Regions from separate parts of the Mus musculus genome. Here region 1 is linked to region 2. The links are chromatin loops, found by intact Hi-C in ENCODE. Cell type or tissue: left cerebral cortex. All regions are shown on one strand. Each heading gives the region's core, and the rest is flanking DNA. Links, peaks and the distances in the headings are about the cores only.

The links. Peaks named below come from ENCODE experiments on the same cell type or tissue, not always from the same donor. Only the 100,000 strongest peaks of a DNase experiment are listed, where the experiment ranks them.
Region 1: a loop joins it to region 2, with 5 times the contacts of the local background. A loop is called at or near these places in 2 of 42 quality-filtered maps.

What each region holds. Positions count from the first base shown.
Region 1 is chr1:140,432,481-140,437,870 of GRCm38, reverse strand. All of the region lies in intron 12 of Kcnt2 (potassium channel, subfamily T, member 2), which reads right to left. Among named protein-coding and RNA genes, the nearest start is that of Kcnt2, 190 kb to the right of the region's middle. In left cerebral cortex, for the core only: no CTCF peak of the experiment used is centred there; a DNase peak (open chromatin) is centred at 2,892; H3K27ac peaks cover 384 bases.
Region 2 is chr1:140,487,425-140,492,814 of GRCm38, reverse strand. The region is part of intron 14 of Kcnt2 (potassium channel, subfamily T, member 2); the gene reads right to left. Among named protein-coding and RNA genes, the nearest start is that of 4930590L20Rik, 170 kb to the left of the region's middle. In left cerebral cortex, for the core only: no CTCF peak of the experiment used is centred there; DNase peaks (open chromatin) are centred at 418, 1,244, 2,385 and 2,807; H3K27ac peaks cover 2,129 bases.

The DNA of each region.
Region 1 (5,390 bases), core at 246-5,245, 55 kb after region 2:
TATATAAAACTAATTAAAAAGGGACAGAACGCTTTTTTTTCCTCCACACAAAATGATCATCATAGGATGAGTTTTTTGCCAAAGCAAAATCACCTTCTGTATCCTATGTAGTTATAAAGACACTTAAAAGCTACATGCATATGCATTTGAAAAAGATACCATTTCTATAATGTCTATAAAATATAGGGGGAGCCTCCTTTTTCATCTTATTGTATAAAACATTTGCTTTGAAGCCCAAACACAGATTATTTTCTTATTGTTGCCTTATTTTCAAATTTGACAGTATTAGTTATTATTACTTGATATTTTTCTTTAAAAATGTTACTTATTGCCCTCCCATAACAGAAAAGTATTGCTTTCTTTTCCCTTAACTGACCTCATGTCTACCTCCCATGCTCCACATCTTTGGACAAGAGTTCAAAATTATTTGAGAAGTGATTGCTATTGAGCATCCATAATGCTGATGACTGCTTTTGATAAGGGAGGGGGAGCATCACGGTTACAAGTCCATCTGTAATAGATCATATTCTCTTGAGACAATACTGTACTCTAGGCATTTGTTTTCCAATACTGATGCAACGTATATAGTCTATATTTAGACAGTCAATAGAAAGTGGCCAAGACTTGTGTGGTTTATAAACCAGAGGACTTTACTTTGGACAGTTTAGGAGGCCACAGTCCAGAATGAGGTGCCGAAGTGATGGATTTCCCTTTCAGATACCTGCTTTGGCTGGCTCCACACAATGCTGCCCTATGGTCCTTGTTGTGACAATTCAAATTGAGGGATTACATTAATTGTATCATTTTAATATTATTTTCTATTTTCAGACTCCATGGTTAAATAAACGTCAACTGTGACATAGTAGAGGTAAGAGCATCAACTTGTCAGTGTGAAGAGGTCATGTTCTGTGCTCACCATTGTCAAGCAGAAATTTGTTTCTAATATATTCACCCACATCAAAGAACAGAAAATTCAGGACTGTTCATGGGCAGCCCTACATGTGCCATGAGGTGACTCTCCGAACAGACACTGCTGTTGGCTCCAGACTCACTTTCCTAGTAACGGGAAAGAGCTTTTATGTTGTTGACTACTGTTGGGTATCATTGTTCACCTTTGCTTTAATCACACTTAGATTTTGATAAACCTTTTCATATCTTACCTAAGAGTTGTTTGCTGTTTGAAAATTATTCAATACCCAGTAATGTTTCTTGACCTTCTTTGTTTTCCTTTCTGAGAAAAAGATTACTAGAATATAAGTGTAAAAAAAAAAATCTAGGAATTTGAAAAGAATTGTGTTTTGTAGTTCTAGCCTCCTGGAAGAAAATATATATATATATATATATATATATATATATATATATATATATATATATATATATGTGTGTGTGTGTGTGTGTGTGTGTGTGTGTGTGTGTGTAAAATATAATATAATATATATTATATAGTTATAATATATGTATATATATATATATGAGAGTGAGAAAGCTATATATAGAGAGATATATAGATACAGATGAATAAATATGTATATGTGTGTATATAGATGTATATATATCCGTATATATGTTTGTACATATATATGTATATATATGTACATATATATTTTTAAATTTCAAATTATCTTTGTTTGCTGTCATTTCATTACATAATACTGGTATGAACACGAGTACATCATTAAAGCAAACCACTCAAATCAAAGGTATATTAGCTTTATATTCTCAATTTTTATTAATAAATTAATTAATTTCTGTTTCTTCTTCAGTTTCTCTGATCAATATTCCTCATGTCAGTTTTGCTCCCTGTATTGCCTATCTACTTCCAATGCAAGTTTTGTCATTTCAGATCCATTATGTTGCACAAAGCAAGTGTTACATACTGGAGAGGTTTAGCCACAAAATTTGATTAGATTGAAATGATATTTTCTACTTTTGATGGGATTCACTCAGAAAACTGGTCCTCAGTCCCCTTCTCTTCACCTCTTAATATGTAGATATTTTCTAATCCACTTAATACTGAATTAGTTTTATCCTGTGGTTTATTTTTCTTCAGTTCAGAGCCTGGAGTTTATCTTCCAGGCCTCTTACTGAATTTTCCCTGAGTTATTTCCAGAATCTGCTTTATAATTCCTGTATGAGTTTTTTTTTTGATTGTTTTGTTCTGTTTTGTATTCTATTATTATTGTTTGATGTATACAGCATGATCTCACATTACACTCAAGATGTTTATTGAATGACAAGATCCTCTGAATTGATATTGTAAAACTGATTTCTTCATCCACATTTATAGCATGCTTGTTCTTCTTCTCCAGATTTCTCCTTTCTACTTGGGGTGAATTTTGTGTTTATTCACTCTCTTTTTCATTGTTGCATTCTTAGTAATCCCCAAAAATGTCCACTGATGCCTATTGACTGAATAAATGATGGACTGAAATGTATTTATGACTGAAACATCCTGAAACAAGAGTGGATTCTAGTTGGGTTGTAGTATATATGGTCCTCTATATGGTGATTACATATTACACCAGAGAAGTCTAAGTTTGTATACTCATCTAAATACAAAAATGTATGCCTATGTAATCACACACACACCTGCATACACCACATTCTCTTCTAATGACCATTTTCTCAAGACATTGAAAGATGCATATTAAAGATATCGACAATTTGTTCTGAGAGATATGGTATGCATCCAGGCCCCTCAAATTTACTTTCTGACTTAGAAAGTAGAGGATTCAAGGAACGAATTGCCCAAATAGAATGGCTCTTCTAGGTTTCAGAAAGAAATCAGCAATGCAAATGTGGAGAGATTCAGGGAATCCACTCCTTGCTCTGACTTTGAATAAGTCCTAGAAGGATCTCTACTTTAAGCAACATCTGTCCCCTTCCTTGCTGCTGCCTCTGAGCTTCCCTTGCCAACAGCAGACTGCTTGTGATTTCCTCTCTCAACCTAAATTTTAACTTCCTTCTGGATGAGTCAGTTGCCATTCATCTACTTGCTTTGTGCCTTTCAGAATTCTACTACTTTTGTCTCATCTCCTTAACCTTTCGTCTTCCTAGGTACTTTTATTAACTTCTTGTCAATTTACTAAAATTGGGAGGAAATAGTTTACATTTATTTCAATGAAAGCTTCCCAAACTCATGTTGTAAAGTTAACTCTCATAGATATATATTTATTTCTGCATGTAATTATGTTCCTGCTCTCAGTATAAAATAGTATAAAACCTATTAAATCAAGAAGCCGTATGTAGGGCACAGGATTGACAGCAACATGTAAAACAATCAGAGAAAATAAAGATTATGTTCATTTCGAATTCATTGCTTTATCAGATCTTATTGAAGCATTTCTATGCCAAACTATTTAGAAAACCTTTGTAGTGGGTAGAAAACCTTGTCAGAGAGTCCACACTTACAAAACTGAGGGGCCTTGTCCCCAGTTGGTTCTGACTGGTAAATAAAGATGCTTACAGATAATGGTTGAGCAGTGCAGAGAGAGTCAGGAACTTAGGACTCCAATGTTTGGGATCAGAAGAAGGATATGGAGAAAGGAAACAGGGATCTGCCATGAGGGGAGAGTGTAAATGAGAGGAGAGATGCCATGCCTTAGAAGAGTGCAGAACAGAGAGTCTTGGCCACCATGTGAAGGAGATGGGGGAGTGCAGCCCAGAGCACAGCCTAGTTGAGCAGCCCTCTGAGTCCAGAGCAGCCAAAATAGAATATAAAGTTTAGTAAGTAATAACTCGGGATTATTGTCAGGAAGTGGATTAACCTTGTGCCTTGTGGAGACTAGGCAGCTATTGTCTACAATAAGGCATATCAATATATTAAAGGCTGTGGTGTGTGTGTGTGTGTGTGTGTGTGTGTGTGTGTGTGTTTGTGCCTTTCATTCAGGAACGTAAACCTTTGAGGTGGGTAGTGAAAAAAAATCGTCTCTAATCTCTTATCCTATAAAGGGGTAATATCTAAAATATATAAAGAACTCAAGAAGCTAATTTCCAAAAGAAATGAAACAACCTAATCAAAAATGGCATAGAGAGCTAAACAGAGAATTCACAACAGAGGAATTCTGAATGACTGAGAAGCACTTAAAGAAATGTTCAAAATCCTTAGTCATCAGAGAAATGCAAATTAAAAAAAAAAAAAAAAGCTCTGACATACCACCTTACACCAGTCAGTGTGGTGAAGATCAAAACCTCAAACAACAGCACATGCTGGCAAGGATGTGAAGAAAGAGGAAGCCAGGCACACGCCTTTAATCCCAGCACTCAGGAGGCAGAGGCAGGCGAATTTCTGAGTTTGAGGCCAGCCTGGTCTACAAAGTGAGTTCCAGGACAGCCAGGGCTATACAGAGAAACCCTGTCTCAAAAAACCAAACCAAACCAAACCAAACCAAACCAAACCAAACCAAACCAAACCAAACCAAACCAAACAAAACAAAACAAAAATAAAAAAATAAAATAAAATAAAAAGAAAGAAAGAAAGAAAGAAAGAAAGAAATAGGAACACTCCTCCATTGCTTGTGGGATTGAAATCTGGTACAACCACTTGGAAATCAATCTGGCAGTTCCTCAAAAAATAGGAAATAGTTCTGAAGACCCAGCTATATTTCTTCTGAAATGTCCCACCATACCACAAGAACATCTGTTCCACTATGTTCATAGCAGCCTTATTTATAATAGCCAGAAGCTGGAAACAACTTAGATGTCCCACAACAGAAAAATGGATACAGAAAATGTGGTTCAATTACACAATGGAATACTACTCAGCTATTAAGAACGAGGAGTTTTGCAGGCAAATGGATGGAACTAGAAAATATCATCCTGAGTGAGGTAACTCAGATGCAAAAGGACATAAATAGTATGTACTCACTAATAGGTGGATATTAGCCAAAAAGTACAGAATACCTAGGATACAATCCACAGAACTCAAGAAGGTTAACAAACAGAAGGGCCCAAGTCAGGATGCTTCAATCCCACTTGGGAGGGAGAAGAAAGCAATCACTGGAGGCAGAGGGAGGGAGCTGAGTTGAATAGGGGAGAGTGCAGGAAAAGGGGGAACATGATCAGGTGTTAGTGGGAGGAGCAACAGAAGAGAAGTCCTGAGGACCAGCAGAATGAATAGACATATGCAACCTTGGGAGTTGGGATGTGGGGGTACCCTGTAGAATGTACCAGGGACCTTGACTCGGACCTTAGATGAAATGAAAAACAGTGGGAAGAGGGAACTTGTAGAGTCCCTCTCCAGTTGAAGGACAGGGCATCAATTCCTGTCTGAAAGAACTGCAGGGACAAAAATGGAGAAGAAACTGAGGAAAAGGTAGTCCAGTGACTGGCCCAACTTGGGATACATCTCAAGAAGAGTATCCAAGACCTAACAATATTACGGAGGCTCT
Region 2 (5,390 bases), core at 264-5,263:
CTAATGAACACTTATGTTGTACAAAAGAACTTTCCAGAGATATAAAATGTCTAAGTAAAAACCTCTATTTGAATTATTTTATAATCAAGGAGGCAGGAACATAAAGACCTGTGCACAAGGGCATAATACATATATATTGGTCAAACATAACAAAATTCATTGCAAGTTTAAAGAGAATAAATCACATCAAATTAGAAAGTTTAGAAACATCCATAAGGAGAAAGAACCTTTGATATAACAAAATCTTCCAGGAAGGGAGAAAGAGTGAATTTAAGGCATAGGGAACCACATTTAAAAAAGATACAGAAGGCGGAAACTACAAAGTATATTTAGTATATGTTATTTGGAGAAAGTGCTATACACAAGAGAACCATGGGAGATAAGGAGGTAAAAATAAGCCAGGACTCATGCACAGAATGCCATAAAGACATAAAATGGAAATGTTTCAATCTCATTTGACGATGAATGTTAAGCTATTAGAGGCTCCCCAAGCAGAGGACTGCAAGGCCACTACTCTACACAGATTTCTCAAAATGTGTTCCACAGGAGGCCTCCAGTTAATTCTTTATTAGTGTACTTAAGAAAATCTCAAGTAAACACGTGGACTGAGAGAGACCTAAAATAAAATGCCATTCTGTGCAAACTCTCATTATACATTAGCCCATATAAAAGAAATTTTCAGCATGTTTAAAGAACACATCACTTCCCCTTTCTTCATTTAGAGTTCCACTCTTGAAGTTCTTATTATAGTTGTTTTTATTTGTTGGTTTTGAGACAGAGCCTTTTTTAGCGCAGGATATATTTAGCATTCCCAGTAATATGGATTGTTCCTTCCTGTTCCAGATCACCCTGCCTATGCCTGCAAGCATCAGGATTGCAGGTATGTACCACCACAACTGAATACTTCTTTATGTTATGAAAGAAATGGATAAAAAAACCCACCAGGCACAAACAGAAACTATTGTGTTTCTTAACTTTTGTGATCAAAGGATCACATTTCTGTGGGAGTGTTTGGAACTGGATACACCCCAGAAAACAAGAACAGTTTGTGGATGGAATCCCAAAGAACCCACCACACTCACACCCCCTGACCATGTTAGGAGCCAAACAGTGCACTCCCTTCAATCCACATGTCCAAGCTTGATTCCTAGTAGCTTGGGACATGGCTGCATTTGGCAATCAAGCCTTTGAGGAGGTGTTTTCAATAAACTGGGACTGTTGCAAGGAGTCCTAATCCAAGTTGACATGTGTTCTTAGAAGAAGGTGAAATGTGGGCACACAAAAAACAGCAGAGGTGTGGGCTCATTGAGGAGACACCATCTGAGGAGCTAGAAAAAGGCAATCAAGGAGACGGAGCACTGATTGGCCTTCTGGCTTCAAGAACTTTAAATAAATGAATTTCCTCTATTTACAGTCTCCAGGCGTTTGTATTACTTGAATAACATGTTTTGTTATTATTTTTAGTGGCCAGTGATGGTCACAATACATACATACATACATACACACACACACACAGAGAGAGAGAGAGAGAGAGAGAGAGAGAGAGACAGAGACAGAGACAGAGACAGAGACAGAGACAGAGAGACAGAGAGACAGAGGGACAGAGAGACAAAGAGAGACAGAGACAGAGAGAAACAGAGAGAGAGACACTGAACACACAAGAAGAGGAATGAAAGAGAGAGACAGAGAGACAGAAAGTTTGATACCAAAATTACCTATAAATTCTCCTGAACCTGTAAATGAGAATATGTTTATGGCCTAAATGTCATCCAACAGAACAGGCTGTCGAAGTTGAATAAGCAGGTAGAGCCCATTTAGGTCATTAACAAGTTCTGTGGGGTTCTAAGTATAAAACTGGGTCTAATAGTAAGTGTTAGCCACTGAGCTCCTGTTGAGTACTGGAAAACTACACTCTATCTGAGTTGGACAGGGGGTCAAAATGAAGCAGTGGATAATTAATCATAAGTCATAGTCATTGAAAAGGGATATTTCTTCACTTTGTTGCAGCTGAAGTTCAGCATGCTGGAAGTGATGTGAAGCAAAGTCATAGGAAGAAAGATACATGATGGAACCCTCAGAAAATCACATCAAAATATATGGGTGGGATTAGAGAATCAGATCATTTTTAAAGATATGTCACATCATTATTTTGAAAAAAAAAAAAAGACCTCATGTTGCCAAGGCTAGATTCAAACTTATGTAGCTACAGATGGCCTTAAACAATTGATCTTCCTACATCTACCACACAAATATTGGGATTATAGATGTGCACCAATAAAAGACCTGTTCATTTGTAATGTGATGTGCAGTGGATAGAGCCCAGTTGTCCATGCATGCTGAGCAGTGACTCTTGCAGCTTAGGCACATAGCTAGTAAATAAAGTTCAACTTGTATATGCTGATTTAGATTAGCTAACATATTCAAAACTTGTTATGTCTATGTGAGTGTGTGTGTGTGTGTTTGTGTGTGTGTGTGTGTGTGTCAAAGAGATAGAGACAGAGATAGGCAGAGTGAGAGTCTATGTATGTGTGTGTGAGAGAAAGAGAGAGAGAGAAAGAGAGAAAGAGAGAGAGAGAGAGAGAGAGAGAGAGAGAGAGAGAGAATGAGACTTTTAAAGTTAAGTCACAGTACCCCTTGCAGTCACTGGCACGCTATTCTAAACAGTGAACTAGATTTTCCAGATTTCAAAATGTAGTCTTCTGTCACAGTTTTGAGTGTGAACCTTCCTATGGAGCTAAAAATAGTCCCTGTGAGCATTATCTCCCACCCTTTTCCTCCTTTCCTTTCTGGCAGCCAGGATGGTAATTATAATCCCTATTACTTTTGAGAAACTTTCTCTTCCACCCACATGGCAGCTGATTCCCTGGGCTCTCTGCAACAAGCTCAGGGAAAGATAAAGCTGCTCACTCATCGTCTACATTTCTCATTTCCCTCTTTCTTTTCTTCACTCCCTGGTGGGTTTCCTTGGGCCTTTTCCTGGAGCCAAAACACTGGATTCTCCTTTTTTTTTTCTCATGGGTGTTTGAACATAGTGAATGTGTGGGTGCTTGGGTAATATGCCCAGGGATTGGCTTATGGCTAATGTCTCACTTGAGGTCATTAACCTACTTCCTAAGTAGAGAAAAGGGGCAGGCTCTGCCCCATGTAGCACAAAGTCTCCGAGCACTAGGGCATAGCAAGCATCTTTGCCACCATTTGCCTTAGTGTATATTTTCTACAAATGAATGCTTTCTTAAAGATTTTTCTGAGTGAACTCTCCCCGACCACACAGATTGTAAACCTTTAAAACCCTTCCAAGTTAACCTGCACCAGGTGATGAAATATAACCACCCTTTCTTTTTTTCTACTACTGTGACATTTTTAAAGTCTATAAACATGGGATTCTGCTCATACTTTCTATGTATCTTTTTTTCTGTTTATTCATAATAGGAAAATGCTTGCAGAAAAATTAAAGAAACTAAGATGGGTCCTTCATGCATTCTGTGAACGTCTGTGATATATTTTAGGTATTTTCCTTGAGGCTATTTCTAGCATTTCCTAGCTTAGGGTATGTTTGTCAGGGTTTTCTTGTAAAGTTACAAGTTTTAAATTGCAGCTAATAAATATCTGGGAAAGGTATGTCAAGAATGCAGTTCTGTTTCTCCTCTAGTTTTTTACCCACTCTCATTAGCACTGATTGGCAGAAGAGCAATATTTATATATTTTCTTATTGTAGTTTCATGACTTCTAGATTTAGTATTGGAGATTTTTAGAAAGAGAGTTTTACTTTTTCAGAGACTTGAAGTTATTGTCATTCAGATCTTTCACTTGTTTGGTTAGAGTCACACCAAGATAGTCTATATTGTTTGTGACTATTGTAAAGGGTGTCATTCCCAATGGAGGAGCTAGAGAAAGGACCGAAGGAACTGAAGGGGCTCGCAGCCCCATAGGAGGAACAAGAGTATGAACCAACCAGTATTCCAGAGCTCCCAGTGACTAAACCACCAACTAGCATATACATGGAGGGACCCGGGGCTTCAGCTACATATTTAGCAGAGAATGGCTTTGATGTTTATCAATGGGAGGAGAAGCCCTTGGTCCTGAGAAGGCTTGATGCCCAAGCGTAGAAGAATGCGAGGACAGGGAAGCAGGAGTTGTTGGGTTGGTGAGCAAGGGTGGGAGGATGGGATAGGGAGTTTTTGGATAGGAGACCAGGAAAGGACATAACATTTGAAATGTAAATAAAGAAAATATCTAAAAAAAAAAAAAGAGAGAAGAAAGTTTTAAGTTTCCTTTATCCATTAACTTTTTTATGTTTCCATGTGGATTCCTGGTATTTATTTTATTTCACAGGTTAAAATAATTTTGTTACTTAATTTTTAGCACCATCAGGGAAGCTATTAATTTGGACCTTGTGCCATTTTCTTGGTATTTACACAACACAAGTCCTTGTTTTCTGCCATCAGAGTTACTAGGCTTTCGTTCTATTTTTCCTACAACACTCCTTAATTAAGATATCCCCATATTAAGCATAAACTGCAGGATACCCATGATACACTCAGCAGATCCAAAGCAGATAAACAAGAAGGAAGGCCCAAGCAAGGATGCTTGAATCTCACTTAGAAGGGGGATACAGTAATCATAGAAGGGAGGGTAGTGGGTGTGGGGGGATGGGAAAGGGAATGAGGAGGTGTTCAGGGTCAGCTGTGGGGAGAGACAGAAGAGATAACCAGAGAACCAAGAGAATGAACGCAAATATGAAGCTGGTGGGGGGTTGGGTAGTGTGGGACATTTCTAGGATGTGCTATAAAGCTGGGATGGAAAGACTCATAGAAATGGGAATATGGAACCTGAAGAGGCTATCTCCTGTATCCAGGCAGGATCTTCAGTGGAGGGATAAGGACACCAACTCACCGACAAAATTTTTGAGTACAAATTCTATCCTGTCTACAAGAAATGCAGAGACAAAGATGGAGCAAACACTGAGGGAATGGCCAGCCAATGACCAGCTAAACTTGAGACCTATCCCATGAGCTAGCACCAATCGCTGGCACTATTAATGATACTCTCTTATTCATGCAGATAGATAGGAATCTAGTATAACTGTCTTCCAAGAGGATCTTCCCAGCAGGTGACTGAAATAGAAGCTGAGACTTACAGCCAAACATTGGATGGACCTTGATGACTCTTTTGGAAGAGGTAAGGAAAGAAGGTCCCAAAGTGGATAACAACTCCACAGGAAGACCACCAGAATCAATTAACCTGGACCCTTGGGAGCTCTCACTGACTGAGCCACCAACCATAGCGCATATACCGGATGAAACAAGGCCCCCAGCAACTGCAGCACGTGCTAGTCTGGCCTCAGTGGGAGAAGATGAGCCTAACTTTCCAGAGACTTCAAGCTCCATGGT